Linked DNA regions of Homo sapiens: region 2 is linked to region 1. A link is a loop called in an ENCODE intact Hi-C map of the cell type or tissue named here. Cell type or tissue: GM12878. All regions are shown on one strand. Each heading gives the region's core, and the rest is flanking DNA. Links, peaks and the distances in the headings are about the cores only.

Evidence for each region. Peaks named below come from ENCODE experiments on the same cell type or tissue, not always from the same donor. Only the 100,000 strongest peaks of a DNase experiment are listed, where the experiment ranks them.
Region 2: a loop joins it to region 1, with 7 times the contacts of the local background. A loop is called at or near these places in 4 of 110 quality-filtered maps.

The regions. Positions count from the first base shown.
Region 1 is chr14:68,398,838-68,404,217 of GRCh38, forward strand. All of the region lies in intron 8 of RAD51B (RAD51 paralog B), which reads left to right. LOC101927971 (a long non-coding RNA gene) reads right to left here. Exons shown (of 4, transcript XR_245776.5): 1 at 5,166-5,380; 2 at 1,462-1,634. Among named protein-coding and RNA genes, the nearest start is that of RAD51B-AS1, 280 kb to the right of the region's middle. RefSeq lists an enhancer at 5,223-5,380. In GM12878, for the core only: no CTCF peak of the experiment used is centred there; a DNase peak (open chromatin) is centred at 3,174; H3K4me3 peaks cover 2,029 bases; H3K27ac peaks cover 4,191 bases.
Region 2 is chr14:68,493,520-68,498,899 of GRCh38, forward strand. It overlaps a transcript of RAD51B not described here. Among named protein-coding and RNA genes, the nearest start is that of RAD51B-AS1, 190 kb to the right of the region's middle. In GM12878, for the core only: no CTCF peak of the experiment used is centred there; a DNase peak (open chromatin) is centred at 2,402; H3K27ac peaks cover 1,212 bases.

The DNA.
Region 1 (5,380 bases), core at 183-5,182:
TCTGCGGGATCTGAGGAGTCTGTAATTGCAGGCAAAACAGCAAATGCCTAATACATGATTTTTTTTCAAATGTTAGCATATATTAGGATCATCTGAGAGAGGTTTTTGAAAATATGGACTCTTGGGCATCACCTCCAAAGATTCTGATTCATCAGGTTTGGGATGGGGCCTAGGATTCTGCATTTTACAAAGTTAACAGATGATTCTGATGTATAGAAACATATGAATGCCCTAGTAATTTCTCCAGAGATCCAATCCCATGTCTTGATTTTATATCAATGACCAAGTAATCTCTCTGGAAAGGCCAACCTACATTTTCCCACTAATTTTTTTGGGGGGGAAGGAGAGTTCAAACCTACAGAAAAGTTCCAAGAAAAGTATATTGAACTCCCCATATACCCTTTACCTGATTTTTTTTTGTGTTTTTTTTTTTTTTTGAGATGGAGTCTTACTGTGTCGCCCAGGCTGGAGTGCAGTGGCGCAATCTCGGCTCACTGCAAACTCCTCTTCCCGGGTTCACGCCATTCTCCTGCCTCAGCCTCCCGAGTAGCTGGGACTACAGGCACCCGCCACAATGCCCGGCTAATTTTTTAGTAGTTTTGGTAGAGATGGGGTTTCACCGTGTTAGCCAGGATGGCCTCCATCTCCTGACTTCATGATCCACCCGCCTTGGCCTCCCAAAGTGCCGGGATTACAGGCGTGAGCCACCAAGCCCAGCTCTTTACCTGATTTTTAACACTTTGCCTCATTTATTTTTATCTCTTGTATATTAGTTACCAATTTATTTTATAATATTGTTAACTTATTATAATTATCTTTGCTGAACCATCTGAGGGCAAGTTACAGATATCATATCCTTTCATCCCCAAATACTTCAGCATTTATCTCTTAAGAACAAGAACTTCTCTTACATAACCACAGTACAATGATCTCACCCAGGAAATTAGTATTGATACAATACTATTATATAATATACTGGCAATATTCAAACTTTGCCAGGTGTCCCAATAATGTACTCTATGGCAGTTTTTTCCAGGATGCAGTCCAGGATTAGACATGGCATTTTAGTTGAAATGTCTTTTTGCACTAATGGTTTTTAAAGCCATTGATGTTCTCCCAGAAAAATTTTTCTTCAAGAACATATTTCCTAATAAACAAATCATATTTCTTTTCTCTTCTGTTCTTACTGCTTGCAAAGAGCCAGTGATCCAAAGTGGGCCTGAAGCAACAGCAGGCTTACCCAGGCCTGATTCTTCACAAGCTAAGGCCTGGGCAAAGGACCCTCTCTCAGCCCTGGGTTTGCCTTGTGAGCTGATTTCCTGAAGGCAAACCACATGACTGCTGGTGTGTCCCCTTGCTGTTCAGTCAAGTGGGTGGCCACCTGGCTTTCTCCTTGTCCCAAAGTACTTCGTTGGATATGTAAAGCGACCAAATGTTACTTCACTGTAGTTTGAATCTTACCCAGAAAGAGTGACTGGTAAAGGACATGCCACTTTGCACCCTTCCCAGCTCTCTCCAAAGGCAGCTGGCTGAATGCACACTTCTGAGGGTGATGTTTTTTCCAGCACTCAGGGATATACCCAGTGTGAGATCAGAATCAGCAGCTGTATTCATTCTGCCTCAGCCAGTGCCATCTGAAACAAACATCAAGTGGTCAAAAAATGAGATGGTGACCATGTATAATACACAAGACTTATTAGAATTCAACTCTGGTATCCGCCTGCTGCCTCTGACTCTACAATGGGAGCAGGAAAGCAAAGCTCATACCAGGACAGCTGAAAGGTGTGGTCTGAGGATTTCATGGTGAACAGATAGAACACACTGTGGGGGAAAAAAAACATATTTTATGCAAGCATCTTTCTGGCTTGTCTTGAATGAAGCTAAATTTAAAGAGAAAGTGCCACAGATTTCTTTAAATGGTTAGGTTTTTGTTTTCTTTGTTTTATTTTGCTAGTATTTACTTAAGGGTAATATGTGTTTTCTGTAATGAGTGAATTTATTTTTAATTAAAAACTTATTTGCAAAGGTCAAGAGATTTCACTACAAGTCACCATTCAGGATTTTTTTTTTCCTTTCCTTAAGTAGAAGGTAGCAAGGGGAAAGCTGTATTGGAGAAAAGGTTCAGGGGCATGGCCTCCTGGAGAATGTTGGGAGTTGAGCTGATGGGAGGAGATTGCTTCTTTTTATTCAGACAATCTAGTTCTGTTCTTCTTATGCCTACTATTGTTTTCCTTGCCATCTTTGAGACCTTGATGATCGACACTGCAGACACAGCAGAGAATCCTAGTACAGACTGAAGCTTTTCGTATAAAGTGAGCATGCTCACTGTGATTCTGGACAGTTCCTACATAGTATCTCTGTAGGATAACATATGTCTTGGTTTTCTCAGGGCAAGCTCAGTTTATCTCTGTTATCCCAGTATAACTATTAAAATGTCCCCATTTCATTTTCAAAAATGTCCTGGTTGGATAAGAACTTAAAGTATTTTGTTAAGACTCTGGGAAACTGAAGGTATTTTCTCCCTGTCCATGAGCCAGTGGAGTTGTTGAGTGATTTGTGCTGGTGCATACCAGTCTCTAGCCTAGTGGATGGCTCACCCCCGCTTCTCCCCTACCTTGTGCTATGGAGGATCCATCCCTAACTCTTGCATTCCAGAGGTTCTGATTGCCTCACTTCTTCCTGTCTTCTGCTTCACATTTCTTACCTTTCTCAGTAACGAGTTTGCTGAGACTTGCATCAGCCTAGGTATGTTGTGCAAGTAAAGCCTCTGGACTGCATTCACTCCTTTCACCTCCAGCCAAGAGACATCAGGAATGAAATTTTCTGCTTTACTAAAGTGAAGCAGCCCATTCTTTACCAGCCAAATGCCTTCCTCGGTGGGTAAATGGTATTAGTTGAAGCAGTTATTACATAGTTTTATGCCTCAGATCCTGTATTTATAAATCTGAAAGACGACTAATAGCTTTAAAGTATTTTGAGAATCTCAAAGCTCAGAAGATTATAAATAACAAAAGATATATTTTTTCGTATCTAAAATGGTAGCACAAATACTGCGGTTGCTTACTTAATAGATAGCGTGTGGTCCCTGAGCCATTGCAGCTGATGGGTTTTTTCCAGTGCTCTATTTATAGAGCTAGGTCAGAAATATCACTTCCGTTGGAACCTGACCTATAGACCATTGTCAATTTTAGAGACCCAAGGAAGTAGAATGCACCCTAAATACAGCTGGTTCACAGATTCAGTTAGTGAACCACAAGCCCTCAAGGAAATTAATTTTGCTGGAAGATAAATGTCTGAGCCTATCCCAGTCTCTTTTCTTTGACACCTTTGTCCTGTGGTCTCACAGAGCTTGTAGGTCATCTTGAATCTTTATTCTAAAAATAACCTATTATAGGCAGTTTCCCAGCTTTAATAACTTACTCATCCTCTTCGCCTTTTGTTGCTAAAATTCTGCATTGAATGGAACAAGAACTGATGACCTGCCAAGAGAGGTAACCAAGATTCTCAGTCCCTTCCCCAGTTCAAATGGATGGTCCAATAAAGAACCATGCTCAGCAAGTGCCAGGGGCCTAGTTTTAAACAGGAGAAGCTGAATTGAATGGATGATGAATTGAATGAATGAATTGAATCCTTCTGATCCCTAGTCTCGCACTCAGACTCCCGTCTTTAAGCTTTGTTACTATGAAGTTGTGTTTGCTGGGACTTGGCCACTGGTCAGCACAGGTTTACCCATCATAAAGTCTTACTAAGTAGGGTAGACTAAGAAAATCTCTAGTCTGGAGAGAAATCTGCTATCAGCAAAAGAACCCATGCCTGTGCTCTTTTCAAGCACAAACGGGTGCTGGGTAGGGCACAGCGATTCAAAGACAGCGCATGGAGTGGTGCATTCTCAAACTTCCTGGAACAAGTGAGGTTCTCGATGAGGAACTCATTCATATCATCAAAATACCAAAGACTCAAAGTTTTTTAATAAGGCAGGAACTATTGAGGTCATTTACCCCTTCTTGTCATGGATGAGGAAACTGAGGCTCAGTGAGGTTAGGTAACTGCTCATTACCAAGGCCTACTCTGAGGTTCTTTGTTACACTACTCTCCTTCTCCCACCTGGTCTCATCAAAAGCCCAGACGGAGTCAGAAATAGAACTGCAGGGTCCTGCTTTCTAGCCAGCAGCTGGCCACAGGCTATCATGCATTACATGGAATGTGCTTCAGGACGTGAGGACAAGAGATATGAACGAGAATGCAGTTCCAGTGGTAACATACCATCTTCTTCCCTGGATTTATTTCAATCCTGAAAACATTTGTAGGTATTGTTATTCCTTTATTTTTTTAAATTTCCTCTTTCTACTCTAAATAAATGGGCTTTCATCTGCAGGGACTGGAGGGACCAAATATCCAGAATATCCAGTCCGCTAAGGCCATGAACTTTTCCTTCCCCTCTGTTCCTATTTTGGGAGTCATTGCTTTGTTTTTTTGACTTTTTTTTTTTTAACATGGAAAAGCATTCTTTTAAAGTTGACCCTTTTGCTGCAGGGCAAATGCTTTTCTGTTATGCACTAGAGATTCAGTTTGATCTCCTAGAAATGCTTAGCACAGGAGTCATAAATTGAAATGTTTTCAGAGAAGGAGCTTTCTCATTAAGAGCTTTCCAACAGGCCTCTTCTAAATACTGACACGGGTTGGTACCAGAAGCCCATCACCTTTTTGGAAATCAAGGCTACATAGCAACCTGGTTATCCTCCTCCAGTCTGATTGCACGAGGGCTACACCCCATGTATACAGAGCAGAGAGACAGCTCCTTGCCTTGTGAGAAATTCGTCTTCATAACCAACTCCCACACCAAATGAGTAAGGAATTGGATCCAAAAGATAGTCATGAAAGATATTCCAGAATCCAAATCATGTGTTTTAACCACTTTGCAACTAAGATTTACTATCTTGCCTCATTGTTAACAGAATAAAAAATGCAGGAGATAATGATTAAACTTCTTTCCTCCCTAGAATTTCATCTTCAGTGTTTGATCATCATTGTTCCTGTCACTTATACATATCAAGTATCTTCATCTAAGGGTCATCAAGAACCTCTGGTTGCCTGGAGGCCAGAATTATTATTCACATTTTACAGATGGGTTAGCAATCACAGAAAGAGAACATGCTTTGACTTACCTAAAAGAGTCTCTGAGAGAGTGGAGAATGAATGTTCCCACAGTCTTTTACAGAGCCCTGACTTCAGTGTGAGTAGATTAGATTTGCTCTATGTAGCTTACACAGAGACTTCTACAGGCTCAATCCCATAACAATGAAAATCCTCAAAAATGAAAATATTTTCAAAGCTCAGTTCACGTATTTGATTTTTGTATTTGCATTGGAATTAACCAAAT
Region 2 (5,380 bases), core at 95-5,094, 95 kb after region 1:
TTTGCAACTTGCACATTTGTTGTGCTTTCCATATACCCACGATTAGCTCGGATTTTATTTTTTAGCCATTGCTGAAGTGTCACGCGTCAGCTATTTACACTGTATGGGGACAAAACAACCTAATGTATGTCCCAGACCTATTTTATAGAAGCCGAGAGGCAGCCTCTGAGTCTCCGGTTCCCAGAACTCTAGCCCTGGGAGAAAGCATATCCATAAATCTCCCAATGCTTTATGCCAGGTTAGAATTTCTCTTGGGAATTTTGGAGTTTGTATAAGAGTTGCCTCTAAAGGCAATTGATGAACTATAGATGTCAGGCGGGTTTTCATTTTCTGTGTGCTTTTTATTTCATCTAGAACCAACAGTGGCCTTTAGAATTGGATTCTTTTCAGAGACTCTCTCTATAGGTTTCATGTTCAAAGGCTCCAGGTTGGAGGAGCTCGAGGTTCAGCTGAGTGTCAGAAATGACCAATTCTGGCTGGACGCAGTGGCTCATGCCTGTAATCCCAGCACTATGGGAGGCCGAGGGAGGCGGATCAGTTGAGGTCAGGAGTTTGAGACCAGCCTGGCCAACATGGTGAAACCCTGTCTCTACTAAAAATACAAAAAAAAATTATCTGGGCATGGTGGCACATGCCTGTAATCCCAGCTACTCAGGAGACTGAGGCAGGAGAATCCCTTGAACCTGGGAGGCAGAGGTTGTAGTGAGCTGAGGTCACGCCATTGCACTCCAGCCTGGGCGACAGAGTGAGATTCCGTCTCAAAAAAAAAAAAAAAAAAATGACCAATTTCACCAGTACTGCTCTATTAGAAAAAGGGTGGGGGTAGTTCTTCGGTTTTGTGACTATCCTGTGTACTGGAGGACATTTGTACTTGCAGCCTCATCCAGAAAATGCCAGGAGCATTCCCCGAGGCACTCTAACAGTCAGAGGTGTCTGTGGGCAATACTCCAAGCACCCCCGGTTGAAAACACCAACAAGGCTATCTCTGAAAGACGGTGAACTGGGGCAGCACCACTAAGTTTCACCATCAGTGAGGCGTCAGTCTAGATGGGCACTTTCTTTCCACTGTAAGCTGCTTCCTATTCTTGTTGCCTTTGATGATCTTTGTTTGCCTTCAAGTCGGGTTTGTTACATTTGTTTTCATCTCCAATTCCTGCCATATAAAAATGAGGGCAGTGAGAAAGAGAAAGGAAATACTGAAATTTTCCCTCGGACTATAGCCTCCCAAGAAGGGTCGTGTTCTCTGGAATGACTTTTAACTCTTTATCCAGTTAATGATCGGGAAAGTTTACTAGATGTAGGTTCCCAAGCCCAGCAAGCAGAGTATGTGATAAGAGATAGAAACAGGGACAGAAAAAAATGGATCCATCAGGACCCAGACATTGGGGTGCAACCAGTGGGTCTTCTCCAGCTCCACAGCGCATCAGTTCTGACTCGCTTGTAGATTCCTGAGTACTGCTCATCTGCCCTACAAGGCATAGTGGGTTTTCTCTGATTTCTAGAAATGTCAGCATTCTCTGCAAGGTGAACGGCCAGAGTCGGGATCTTCTATTCAGGCAGAGATTATATAACTCCCTGGGCCCTGGAAGAGCATGACTGTCTACCAGGAACCATCCAGAGAGGCTGTCAGATGAATCAGCATCTGTTCATGCCCTGCCTTGCTTCTCCTGGGCATGACTGCCTCACATGCCAACACCCAGGCTTACAGGTCAACTATTCCAACCCTGCATCCTGCCCACCCCACTTGCTGGGGAGTGCTCTCTACAGCTCTCAGTGCATCCTGTTTGTTCAGACCCCTTTGTCTTCCACTGGCGCAACCGAGAGAGGATTCCTCCGAGCCCCTTTGCTTTTGGCTTTGAAATCAGATCCTGGCACACCTGATTATACTCAATAGCTGGAAATGGTAAGGATGTCCGATGGCAGAGAGCTCTTGTTTTAAGTTCTGCATGCCAGGAAGGCAGGGGGCTGGGTCTCCTTCTCAGGGCTAGGCTGGAGGGGCAGGATGCTCTAGCGGAGGAAGCAGTGTTAACTTGAAGGGAAACGCAGTTGAAAAGGAACTCGAAGCACGGGCTGCCAAGCGCGTAGAAGTGGTAACTGACGACACACTGTGGGGCTCAGACCCCTTCCTCTCTGCTCATATGCCCCTAGATGGGAAACATTCAGTTCCTGCTCAAGGGAACCAGGAGAATCAAACCTGTCTGTCCTGCTTTTTCTGTAGAAGTGTCAGCTCTGAGGCCTTGACTAGGTGGAATAAATAGTGACTTACCTCTTAACCACAGTGAAAAACCCATCAAGCATTTGGATATTAAGGGCTGCCCCTGTGTTCTCAAGGGACCCTCAGCCTCAGACACTGCCTCCTTTCAAGCAAAGATGCTGCCCTAACACGCAAGTCCAGTGGCTTTAAGAGTCATTATGAAAATTTCACACAAAAAGGCACAAAGAGCATCCATGTACCGAAACCCAGCTTAAGAAATGAAATGTTACTGATGCAATTAAAGCCGCCTTTGTCCTTTTGGTCCCATCCTTCCATCCTGCCTTCCCCCAGCAGTAACCACTCAGTCATTGACAAACAGTGTGTCAAACATGCACAAACGGTGATGTGTCCATCCCTCTTTGGAATTACTTAACCTTTTTGAACCTCAGTGTATTCATCGGTAAAAGGGGGCTACTGACAGGATGAAGGAAAATGATTTATGACAAATATTTGGCTGTTGTTCCTATAAAAAGGAAAAAGTCACCGGAAAAAATGGGTCAAATGTAAGACCCTTTCCAGCCTGGCCCCAACTTGCCCCGGCAGCCTCCTCTCCTCTTGTAGCCATATTCCCTCCTCTCCTCTCTGCAGCAGTGTTCCCCAGATATGCCACCTGTGTCCATGCCTCTGGGCCAATGTGGATGCTGTGCTTACTTGCCTGTAATGCTGGTCTCCTGTCACCATCTTCCTTTAACACTGGGGTCCACTGTCCCCACCTCTGACAGGGCCCAGATGCAGTGACTCCTTGGTGCTCCCATGGCCTGATACCTCTGTCTGAGCACTTGCCGTATGGCTGTGATGTTCCTGGTATGTCTGCCTGGCTTTTTCACTGAGCTGCTTATGCAGCAAGGCAGGGATGGGGTCTTCTCCATCCAGTGGCCTGGCCTATTGCCTTCTGGCGCATGGCAGGACCATATGCAGTGAATGAATGAATTCCATTAAGAACATTCGTGATTCATAGGAGGAGGTCAAAATATCAACATTAACAGGAGCTTGGAAGAAGCTGATTTCCACCCTCATGAATGACTTCAAGGGTTCAGGTGCATGAGTAAATGACAGTTCCATCAACAGACTACAACTTTCTGCCCTAGTTAACACAGGGCATCTCCATGTCCCCAGTTCTCCCTATGGGCATTTTTCTCTTTGAAATTCCAAATCTTTTCTGTTCTAGAAGCACGAAACTACAAGTTCTCTCTCAACTCTTCAAATGAGGTTGGAACAAACAGAATGGGGGCATGAACTTTTTTCCCCATAACTTCAATAAACAACAGTTTTAGCCTCAGTAGGCTTTATGCAAGCCTTCAACATCTTTTTCTAGGTATCTTGACACTCATGTTCTTTTTCTTCTTGCAGCCTATGGAAATTCCTAGAGACAGATAAATGTGCAAACCTGTTCATCTTGCCAAGAAAAATCCGCTTTTCTGCCACAGAAACAAAATATTGGGAAAGAGTCTTGTGGTGAAACACCCATCGTTCTCTGCTAAAACATTTGGTTGCTACTGTGTAGACTCAGCTTAAGTCATGGAATTCTAGAGGATGTATCTCACAAGTAGGATCAAGAACAAGCCCAACAGTAATCTGCATCATAAGCTGATTTGATACCATGGCACTGACAATGGGCACTGATTTGATACCATGGCACTGACAATGGGCACACAGGGAACAGGAAATGGGAATGAGAGCAAGGGTTGGGTTGTGTTCGTGGAACACATAGGTTTTTTTTTTTTAACTTTCTCTTTCTAAAATATTTCATTTTGATGGAGGTGAAATTTATATAAGATGAAATTAACCATTTTAAAGTAAACAATTCCGTGGCAACTAGATATCATGATGTGCAACCAGCATCTCTGTCTAGTTCCAAATATTTTCATCACCCCAAAAGCAAGACCCATAACCATTATGCAAGTGTTCCTATTTCCCCCTCCTCCCAGCTCCTGGAAACCCACCAATCTACTTTGTTGCTATGGCTTTACCTATTCTGGATATTTCATATAAATGGAATCATATAGTGTCTGTCTTCTTTCACTAGTATGTTTTCAAGTCTCCTCCATGGTGTAGCGTGCATCAGTACTTCATTCTTTTTATGGCTGAATAATATTGCATTGTCAGGATATACTGCATTTTGTTCATTCATTCATCCGTCAGTGGTCATTTGGGCTGGTTCCACCCTTCAACTATTGTGAATATTGTACTGCTATGAACTTGCATACACATGTATTTATTTGAAACCTATTTTCAATTTTTTAAGGTATGTACCTAGGAGTGGATTTACTTGACATATGGTGATTCTATGTTTAACTTTTTGAAGAACTGCAATACTATTCTCCACATGGCTGAATCATTTTGTATTTCCATCAGCAATGTATGAGCACAGGTCAGATTTTTTGGGAGTCACATTTTAAAGTGGCACAAGACCCTTCTAGAGGGCTCTGTTCCATGCACACAAAACTCATAGTCTCCACGTGAAGACACAAATTTTTCACAAACATGCAGGCAGAGAAAGGAGAGAAAGTGGACCCTCAGCAGACAAGTTGAAAGATGGTTCAGAGAAGCAGTGGACTTCACCCATCATCTTGCTGTGCTCTCCATAGCTAAGCAAGGGGCAGACTGGAGATTCCACTGGCTACTTTGTCTTATTTTCACTTCTTTCCAGTTAGTCCCCACTACTCTACCCTTTCCACAGGACTGTAGGGTTACGGTGACTTTCCTACCCCTAGCCAGGTTCCAGTGGTGGGGGACTCTGTGAATATAGGATCTAGTGTTCAGAGCTCCCAGATTTGTGCAGACTGAACTCTACACATGCTACTTGTCAACATCTGTGAGCCAGAAATAGGAGGAACACCTTTAAAAAGAAACCTACAAACACAAAGTTATTCATAGATGCTCTTGAAGGGCAAAGCAGGGCCACCACCAGAGCCCCATGCAATTAGACTCATCAGAGGGAAAGGGCATAACACTGGCTTTTTTCTTAAAACCACCTGGAAGGAGCTGAGACGTATACTAAATGTATATAGAAGTATTATTTGATTGGAAGAAACAAAAAATGCATTGTATTATAATCTGTCTTCCCTTGCCGTCTGGTAGCTTAACTGTCAGCAATTTTGGAGGAAAGCCCTTCCCAGCAGGGGA